Regions from separate parts of the Mus musculus genome. Here region 1 is linked to region 2. A link is a contact called in ENCODE Hi-C data. All regions are on one chromosome and are shown on one strand. Each heading gives the region's core, a stretch centred on a gene start or an enhancer-like site at or near the end of the contact. The rest is flanking DNA. Distances are from core to core; before and after follow the strand shown. Region 1 holds the start of Psmb8 (proteasome (prosome, macropain) subunit, beta type 8 (large multifunctional peptidase 7)). Region 2 holds the start of Hnrnpm (heterogeneous nuclear ribonucleoprotein M).

Evidence for each region. Hi-C counts contacts between places; a loop is a spot of excess contacts on that map.
Region 1: a loop to region 2 is called in a map of T-helper 2 cell, with 5 times the contacts of the local background. The contact joins the promoter of Psmb8 here to the promoter of Hnrnpm in region 2. A Hi-C loop is called at or near these places in 2 of 37 maps with a recorded cell type or tissue (T-helper 1 cell and T-helper 2 cell).

The regions. Positions count from the first base shown.
Region 1 is chr17:34,195,227-34,200,404 of GRCm38, forward strand. Psmb8 (proteasome (prosome, macropain) subunit, beta type 8 (large multifunctional peptidase 7)) reads left to right here and starts at 2,969. Exons shown (of 6, transcript NM_010724.2): 1 at 2,969-3,319; 2 at 4,007-4,154; 3 at 4,345-4,456; 4 at 4,915-5,044. The coding sequence starts at 3,173. It overlaps Tap1 (transporter 1, ATP-binding cassette, sub-family B (MDR/TAP)), which reads left to right. Exons shown (of 11, transcript NM_013683.2): 11 at 1,342-1,999. The coding sequence ends at 1,548.
Region 2 is chr17:33,682,578-33,687,626 of GRCm38, forward strand. It overlaps Hnrnpm (heterogeneous nuclear ribonucleoprotein M), which reads right to left and starts at 2,881. Exons shown (of 16, transcript NM_029804.3): 1 at 2,690-2,881. The coding sequence starts at 2,802. It also overlaps a transcript of Marchf2 not described here.

The sequences.
Region 1 (5,178 bases), core at 1,719-4,218, 510 kb after region 2:
GAACTCTTGGTCCCATTAGCTTTTCTCCCGGACACGGGAACCAGTGAGCAGGGCTACTGTCCTAACAATCTGTATGGGCTAAGCTTGCTTTGTGTCGTAGACGTTCTATCCCACCCTTTGTACTAATTTGTCCATCAGAGTCTTTTGCTGTGCTTATTCTGTAGATGACAAAATAGAGGCTAGGAGAGGTTGATTAACCTTCTAAAAGTCACACAGCTTTTGAGCAGTGGAGCCTGGGTCCAGACACAAATCATCCAAACACTCGTGCTCTTTGTTACTCTTACTCTTTTTTTTTTTAAATTAAGATTAATTTATTTTATGTGTATGAGTGTTTAGCCTGAATGTATGTATGTGCCCAGTGTCTCTGAAAGTCAGAAGAAGGTGTGGATCCCCTGGAACTGGCGTTATGGATGGTTGTGAACCACTATGTGGGTACTGGAAGTCAAGCCCTGGTCTGCTGGAAGAGCAGCCAGTGCTCTTAACTGCTGAGCTGACTCTCCAGCCCCTGCATTACATTTCTTTAGATTGACTATAAAAAATTCTCATTTTAGGGGCTGAGGGGTGGCTCAGCAGTTAATAGCATTAGTTTTAAGAGCATTAGCTGCTCTTCCAGAGGACCTGGGTTCAATTCTCAGCACCCACATGGCAGCTCACAACCATCTGCAGCTCCAGCTCCAGGGTTTCTGACACCTGCACACAAGCAAAACGTCAATGAACATAAAATAAAAACAAATTACAAAATGTTTTCTCAGCTTATTAGTGGGTTATTAAAAATTTGTATGACATAGGAAAGGTGACATGTGGGGTGGGTGGGGGGGGGAAGAGGAGGGAAACGGGAGGTGGTATGGTTATATTTCATTATATTCATATATGAAATTCTCAAAGCATAAATTAATATATGTTTTTTGGAACGTAAAAAAATTTCCACATATTAAGGCTGGACGAGGAGACCCTAGTCTTACTTCACTTAGTATGCCATCTCCCAAGACAGTTGGTGTCCTTGGGAGGCCTGCTTTTTTCTGAAGGGCAATCGAGGAGAGGTAGGGGGTTGAGTAGGAGGGACTGGGAGGAGAGGAGGGGGGAACAGCAGTCGGGATGTAATATATGGGAGAAGAATAATTTCCTTTTCAAATTTCCCAGCTTATGGGTAGAGATGAGAGACTGTTCAGTCCCCTCCCCCATCATGCTTCCGCTCTCTCTCTCTCTGTACCCCCCTCTTGTGAGGACATCTTAACAAGTCATAGGTTTGGAGGGGTGCTGCAGACCAGGGATATCGACAATGTGTCCCAGCCCTGGAAGCACAGGGGTCCCCTGAACTGTAATGTCTGTGTGTTTCTCCAGGTCCAGCGGCTCCTGTATGAGAGCCCCAAGCGGGCTTCTCGGACGGTTCTTCTTATCACCCAGCAGCTCAGCCTGGCAGAGCAGGCCCACCACATCCTCTTTCTCAGAGAAGGCTCTGTCGGCGAGCAGGGCACCCACCTGCAGCTCATGAAGAGAGGAGGGTGCTACCGGGCCATGGTAGAGGCTCTTGCGGCTCCTGCAGACTGACAAGGCCTCTGGACTGCACACTGCGTGCTGTCCCCCTCCTGTCCTCTACTCTGTGTGACAGAGAACCTGGGAGCAAAGATATTACCACACCCACGGAGACAGTTGAGGAGCGGAGGTGCTTGTTACATGAGAAAATGTAAACTCTAGGAGATACCCGGAATTTACCACGAATGTGTTTCCCCGACCCGCTCCCTATTAGACGGGGTTTCAGGTACCTCACACCAACACTGAGCTGCTAAATCTCCGGTCTCCACCCTCCCGGTGCTGAGCTTGTATCACAGCATGCACACACAAACCTGGTTTATGTGGCGTTGTGATAGAATGAGAAGAAACGCCCAAAGTGTACAGAGAGAAAGGACAAGCAGCTTGCAATTAACCAAAGGCATAGGCTGGCATTTGGGTGTTCTATGGGTGTTTGATATTTGTAATAAAACTGGTGTTTTGTACTGTGGCTTCTCCCGTTTCTTAGCTCCCGCAAAGTCCTAGCTGAGTTAGTCAGCCCCCCCCCCCCCCCCAGGACAGTGTCCCGTTCTTCTTCAGAATTCTGTTTTACTTCTGGGTCCATCAGCTTTTATTTCCTGGGGCTCTCATTTCTCTTTACTGCTCACCCACGGACTCCTAGTGCTGAGCTGGACCGGGCGGCAGCCCCTCCCTCTCCGCACCCCAAGGCAGCAGCAACTGCATCTTGGAGTCCTTCTCTTCCTCGCTGAGGCTGGAGGAAGCGCGGTAGCGCCGCGGGTGGGGACCCCAGAAAATCAGACTGGATAACCTCGCCCGCCCGTTCAGATTCTTTCATCTTCTCCTCAGCGGCACACGCCGGGATAATCTCAATGAAATGGATAGGATTAGCCAGTAAATCTCTTCCATTCAGGGAGGGCCCGGTGTGTGACGTCAGCAGTTCCTGGGCAGATAATGTCCATAAAGGTTGCAAAGAAGAGGTGGGGTTGAGGATTCAAGGAAGGAGCGCGCAGCCCTGACTTGCGCGACGTGAGCAGCCCCGGGCAAGGGCGCGTCCTCGTGGGTGGCTCAGGGTAGTGAGACTGTTGAACCAAGAGGGGCCCTAGGAGGGACACATGAAAAGGCCCGACTGAGTCCTCTCCTTGGTTCGTCTTTCTCCGTTTTTTCCTGGTTGTCCCAGGACCTAAAGACCCCTGTGCATCCATTTATCGCATTTTCCAGTTTCTATAAAATGATGCTCATTTATTTGAGTGCTGCCCCCATCCCCAGGACGCACGCCTAGGTGGATCTGCTCAATACTCCTCTCAGGTTCCAACGTTCTAGACAACCTCTTTAGGAGATAGGACCCTATTCAGTCCTCCGCTGTTCCCAGAAGATGCCCCCCCCCGTCCCCCGCCTGTGGGTCTTCACGCACCCCACTGCTAGGCGGCCTCCGAAGGCGCACCTCTTCTTCCACCCCACAGCCCATTCTCTAGCTGGTTTCACTGATGTGGCAGCAGGAAAACTCGTCCCCAACACATTGTTTTAGTTCAGACACCCATTAACTGGGCTCTACTCGGAAAGGGCAGGGGATGGGGGTGGGGGACTGGTTCCCTCCCCTTGGTACTGTGGCTTTCGCTTTCACTTCCTTGTCGCAGAGTCGACGGATCTTCGGGGCCAAGTGGTCATGGCGTTACTGGATCTGTGCGGTGCCGCTCGGGGGCAGCGGCCCGAGTGGGCTGCCCTGGATGCGGGAAGCGGGGGTCGCTCGGACCCGGGACACTACAGTTTCTCCGCGCAAGCTCCGGAGCTCGCACTTCCCCGGGGAATGCAGGTGAGGACTGTAGGGCGTTCTGGAGAGATGCAGGAGGTGGGTGGTGGTGGGTGGCACAGAGGAAGGAGTGTCTGCCTGGGTCTGAGGAGGTGAGGACGCCAGGAGGGGCCGTCCAGGAGAGCAGCATCGAGGCTAGCCCTGAAGAACCAACGTGGAGATTAAGGCATGGGAAGGCGGGAGAAAGGGGTGGGGGAGGGACAGAAGGAGAGAGAGTCACGCACGGAGTTGAGACAGCGAGACTGAGAAGATGGTTGGTGCCAATCCCAAGACACAGTGCACAGACCACCATGCCTTCCACAGACTCACTGCTAACTACTACAGGGGCTGTACAGTTGTCTTGGAAGACCTATGAACTTTGGTGGCCTTACTTGGTCTCAGCAACCCACCCTGTGTGTCCTACGACACATTAGATGGCCTAGGTCTCAAGCCCCTCTACTGTAAAATGAGAGCAAGTTATTAAAATGTGCTTTCGAGAACCAAAGGAGCCACGGATTAGGAAACACCTTGAAGTCGCCTACCATGACCTTTGTTCCCACGTGCTGGAAAGCAGAAAGCTGGTGGGCTTAAATCCTGCTTTTCTTTCTTCGGAGCTACTGACATCTAGAGTCTGCAGACCCCTCCTCACTCTGCCACCCTGCCAGGAGCCTCCTAGCACTGAGGTGCCCCTCTGCCTCTTGCATCTCTTAGCCCACCGCATTCCTGAGGTCCTTTGGTGGTGACCAGGAAAGGAATGTTCAAATTGAGATGGCCCACGGCACAACCACACTCGCCTTCAAGTTCCAGCATGGCGTCATCGTGGCTGTGGACTCCAGGGCCACTGCAGGGAGTTACATTAGTGAGTATGTGTGCTCCATGTGTGCTCCAATGGTCCGACTCGTGGAGCTGTTCCCTCAGTAGAGCAGAAGGCCTGGGCCGAAGTTCAGACAGAGCTGGCATTATAGCACACTGAGGGTGGGGGTGGGATGGGGGGTGAGGGGTGGGTGGGGAGCTGTGGGCTCATTTCTTTGATCTCAAAACTCTTCCAGGCTCCTTAAGGATGAACAAAGTGATCGAGATTAACCCTTACCTGCTTGGCACCATGTCTGGTTGTGCAGCCGACTGCCAGTACTGGGAGAGGCTGTTGGCCAAGGAGTGCAGGTAGGCCGGTTTTATCATCTCATTTGTTCAGCCCCTCCCCCGTCCCCACCATGTCCCAGGTCACTTACACCCCCATCGGGTGATCCATTTTAGCAACCATAAGGGATATATATATATATATATATATATATATATATATATATATATATATATATCTCCTTCATGTGATTAAAAATCTCCCAAATCCTAGCCTGGGTCCCTGCTTATAAACCAGATAATCTGGCAGTCACTTAACCTGCAGGGTGGTATCATTTACTAGGCTTTTAAAATGCGGATCAGAGATTTTAAATTCCCAAACTCTCCTTTACTCTTATGTCCCGTCCCACAAGTCCATACCTTCCAAACACTCATCTCTACAATCCCTGCTCCCTCGTGCTATGGGAGAAAATGAATGCAGGTGTAGCTGCCGCCCCTGAGGCCTCCTTCTCTCTCCTCCTCCTCCTCGATCGATCGTACAGGTTGTATTATCTTCGGAATGGGGAACGCATCTCCGTGTCTGCAGCATCCAAGCTGCTTTCCAACATGATGCTGCAGTACCGGGGGATGGGCCTCTCCATGGGCAGCATGATCTGTGGCTGGGACAAGAAGGTGGGTGGCCTATGTCTGTGAGCCCCCCCCCCCCCCGAGGTGTCTTACCCATTGAACCCTCCCCTCCCCCATGCTTGATCCAGGTTTTGATGTTTACCAAAGTGTGCTGTCTTTTGTTTTTGTTTTTAAAATTC
Region 2 (5,049 bases), core at 1,631-4,130:
TTGTCTAAAATTCTAGTGCCAGGAGACCCAATGCCCTCTCTTGGCCTCCATGTACATGCATGTTGTGCATAGACACATACGCAGACAAAACATGCATTCTCATAATATTTTTAATAAAAAAAAAAGCAAGCTAGTGAGAAGGTTCACTAGGTAATATACATGCATACTTAACAAGCACGAAAACCTGGGTTCAAATCTTAGTCAAAAGGTGGGAAGAAAAAGACACTCTGTGCTTTTAAAAGAGTTTGTTTCAAGAACTTTGTGATGCAAAAATAACAATTATTTTTCACCCACACTACAAAACTAAGTGCTGCCACTTTCTCAGGTATCCTCCATTAAGCCAGTCTGAGACCACTCAGGTTCTTTCCCACAAGGGCTATTTCATCTGATACTTCCTATGCACATTCTGTCTGTCAAATGACTCAGCCACAAGTTATCTATCTGAATACAGACAGTGGAAATTTAAAACTGTACCATAGGACCGTGTTCTATTAAAAATGCAATCTTTCATATAGAAAGGCTCTAGCGGCATTGCATTCTATATATAGGAAATAATTTTTTGCCCCTGCAACAGGGTTTCTTTGTGTAGCCCTGGTTGTCCTGGGCTCTGTAGACCAAGCTGGCCTTGAACTCAGATAATCACCTGCCTCTGCCTCCCAAGTGCTGTGATTAAAGGCATGCATTACCACTCTGGACAGAAATTAACTTCCTTAAAGCTTTTTAAATAAGGCCCTCTGAAATCCTAGAAAGTGAACCAGACGTGGTAGTACACACCTGTAATTCCAGCAACTGGGTGGAGGTGACAGAAGCAGAGGCGTTGTTCTGAATTCAAAGCCATCACAGTCTACACTGTAGACTCTACAGTTTGCCCAGGCATCTAACTCAAAAACTGAAAACAACAAAGACTAGAAGAGGGAATCTGATCCTACAAGGCATCTCTATGACAAAAGCTGAAAAATCTGAACATGAGACTAACTAAAGGTGCTCAAGTGTAGCTCAGAGGTAAGAGTGCTTGTCTAGCATCCTCAAGACCCCGAGTTCCCAAGAGGATGGAAGGGAAAGTTAAAAATGAGCACACTCCTAAGCTGAGCCTTTCTGGTAGTAAAGAGAGGCCTCTTTATCCTTTTAGTACTATGGGGTGAACCCCAGGACCTTGTGCATCTTGAGTAACTACTCTATTAATGGGCTATAATCTACACACTCATACACGACAGGCAAGTACTTATGTAGCTTAGGCAAATCTTGAGCCGAATCAGCTCTGGAACTCACGCAGCCTCTCCAGTGCTGAATAACACACAAGAACCAGTTAACCAATGGTGTTTTACTTCTCCCTAACTAAGATAAAAGATATGAAATTTCCTCCAGTAACAAAATAGCCATTACTTGGTAAATGCTTCACTAACAAGTGTTTTAAGTACTCTCAACTCCCAGAGTCCTAAAACTTCCCACCTTATACATTTGATGGAAAACAAAAATTCAGAGACATGGGCTGCTGATTTTAGAACCAAAATGTTTCTCCAGACCTCCTCAAGCTGATATATTAGTATATCAGTATGAGGAGAGTTTCACAGGAGCAGAATCTTATGGTTTCCTCCTTGAAGAAAACTTTTTAGGGCTCAGAAAGACCACCCTGTGGTCTGATATTAGGAATCGAATCTAGGGACTTTGGAGTGCCAGGTTATTGCTATGTTTTCATCCCTCTTTTTGAGAGTTAGGGTCTAGCTCAATTTCCCAATGACTAAATGGCAACCTAGACTGAACTCACTCTATATAGTCTGGCCACACTTTGCACTCTGGATCCTGCAGCTTCCCACTCCTCCCAAAAGGCTGGGACTCCTCAGGCCATGCTAGGACACTTATAATAACGAATCAAGGTCCCTAGACAGATCTCCAAGCAGGATTCCAAAAAAGGGATGATGACGTCTGTCTATTTTAATTTCTGAAACCCCGAAGTGGTGCCTCTACCCGAACACTTTAGGTCTGTTGCTAAGGATGAACACTGAGCAAGCAAAGACCATTTCTCCCATTGGTACCAACTGCACTTTAGGAAGTAGGACTATAAAGAGGGGAAAGAACTCCAGCCCAGGAGCCCGGGTCCGGGGCCATTCTAATGGAAGAAGCACTTCTTGCAGAATGAGGGTAACACCGGTGTCTCGGAACCCCGCAACAAGAGTCATGTCGACACCTTCCGGGTCGCGCCGCCGACCGTACACGTGACACCTCGCACGCGCAAGCCTCCCGCCCCTAACTTCTCAGATCTGAGAAACTGAGACAGAATACTTCCACTACTATGGATTGTATGCTGAAGGGTTGAAACTACACAGTCTTAATGGTTCAACCCTCGAGACCCCAGTGAGAGGTGCTGCGGGCCCTGATCTCCCGCAGCCCGCGCGCCATCACTGCTCTGAGAATAAAATACCAGGCCACAGGCCTGAGGCCTCGACGACGCGCTCAGACAGCCAGGAGGCTGAGGCAGCGGAGGCAAGCGCTGTCGGCAGGGGGCGATCCATTAGGCTCTCCTGGCTTCGTCGTCGTCACAGCCTTGGCCGCCCCCAACTCTCGGCAGGGAAAAGGCCTGCGCAGACGCCGCGCCGCCGTGGGAGAAGAGAAAGCGGCCCACAGACCTAACGGAGCTGCGAAGTAACCTGGCTGGAGTTAGAGAAGGATCAATTGCTGTTAGACTACTCACCCCTTCGGGCCCGGAGCTCCGTTGCCGCTCGGCACGCAGGGCGCGCCGCTCTCTTCCTCCATTTTGGGTTCTGTCGCCGCCACTTCGGCTGCCGCTTCGACCCCTGCCGCCATTTTCTCCGCGTCTGGGCTTTGTGTGAGGGAGCGGGCTCTGTCGAGCTGCGCCTGCGCGCTCACGTGACCCCGAACGACCAGTAACGCCTCCTTGTGCGGCGACCGGCTCCCGCTTCCTGCTCGCCTCGGGTCACGCCCCCTGGACGTCAGGCCACGCCTCCTCCAGTGGCAGGCCTCACTTCCCGATGTCCGCAGATACAGTTGGGTTGTGGGACAGGGGGAGAGATATGTGTCGCTCATTCGAACTTACAATACGAGCGCACATACGGACCTAGTCGGTCCAGCTTACTTTATATTTTTCCGTTTTGTTTTACTCATTAGCTTTCTTTTTTGAGGCAGGGTCTCACTATGTAGCCCTCCAGCCTCTCCCTACCTACCAAGTGCAGGAAATAAAGGCAAGCACCACCACGCCTGGCCTTTTCTTTCTTTTTCTTTTTTCAGCAACTTCATATATGTATATCATGTATTTTGCGCTTGCTTGGGGTTTTGCTGTTGTTGTTGAGACAGTTTCTAGCCAATACTGGCCTTGAATGTCTGAGCTGCCGCCTACACCTCTTGAGTGCTAGAATGATAGGCCAGAGGAACCAGGCTAATCAGTGCTAGGAATTGAACCCAGTGATTTGAACATGCTAGCAGTCTATCAACTTCAATCCCTGACCCTATACTGTTCTTTTATCATATTCACCTACCATTGCCCTTTTATTTCCCGCATTTCCACTGTACCTTCTTTCCAACAAGTTCCTCCATGTACCTCCTTGTCTTTGTTTTATGACCTACTGAGTTGGGTTTGCTTGCAAGAGCATAGATTAGGGGTTGATTTATTGGGGCAACTAAATAGGTGGCTACAACACTGAGGAAAATGACACCTCTTTCCTCCAGCATCTACTACCAATAGATCTTCAGGGAAGGGTGAAGCCTCCCAAGGCTCCCCCACCCCAACATGATGAGGTTCTATCTTGTGCAAGTAACCACAACTGCTTTGACAATGTCCGTGGCATGTCAAGGAGAGATCAGCTTTCCTTAAATGGAGAAAAAATATAAAAATTATGTTGGCAGGAATTATTTTTATTGGGGGGGGGATGGAGGGGGAATGATTGAATACAGGCTTTGAGCATGCCATGGCTGGCATGTGGGAATTGATTTTCTCTTTCCAGTAATCAAATTTAGGTTGTCAAACTTGGCAGCAAACATCTTTACCCACTAAGACAGAGCCAACCCTGCATGCAGAATTCTTGACAGGTTAATATCAAACTAAAACTCTCCATGTAATTCAAAGCATTAGAAGAGATGTATAACAGAAACCTCCCTCCCACCCTTTTCCGACTCCTCTTTTCCCCTTCTTTCCCCTCCCTCCCTCCTATTCTATCTCTCCTTACGGCACCACCCTGACACCATTTCCTGGGACCCTACATTCCAAAGTTATGATGAGAAATAGGTACCAAGCTTGGTAGGCCAGAAGAGTGAAGATGCTTGTGTGTTTTTACATAAATTTTTTTTTTATGGATATCAGTTCACCAGTCACCCAAGGCCTGATCACATCAGCTCTGTTCCTCAATCATATTGTTCCAGTCACGAAGTCTCCCAACCTGCTCTTCCTATGGGCCAGATTCCAGCCTCTGAGTCTTTACTTTCTGAAAAATTGACTTCCCCTTGAGTTTCCAGTCAGGGCAGCAAGATACTACCATGCATGAGCCTGTGTACTAGGCAAGAGATGGGTGCAGAAAACAACAGGGAAGACCAGACTGTACTGGACCCACTGGGATGATGAGACTGCTTTTCTGAGGCTCAATTTGCTCATCTGGAAGTAGGGTTAATGAAAGACTCCTGCCAGACAGTAGTAGTACACACCTTTAATTCCAGCACTTGGGGGTCAGAGTAGGTGGATCTCTGTGACTTTGAGGCCAGCCTAATTTACAGAGTAAGTTCCAGGACAGCCAGGGCTACACAGAGAAACCCTGTCTCAAAAACAAAAACAAAAAAAAACCCAGTAAGTAAGCAAAATGCTCTCCAGAAACCACCTTTTAGGGCTGTCCTGCGCATACAATGCAGGAAAATGCCAAGAGCCCTGGGCTGTTACATAATTCAGCATGCAACAAGAACTCAAAAGTGAGCTGGCCCGGCATGGTGGCACATACCTGTAATCTCAGTGCTCCAGAGGCAGGCACTAGAGGAGTACCACAAATTTGAGAATAGTCTATTTATATTATTCCAGGGCCAACTAAACAAAAGAGAATGAGGAGCAACTGA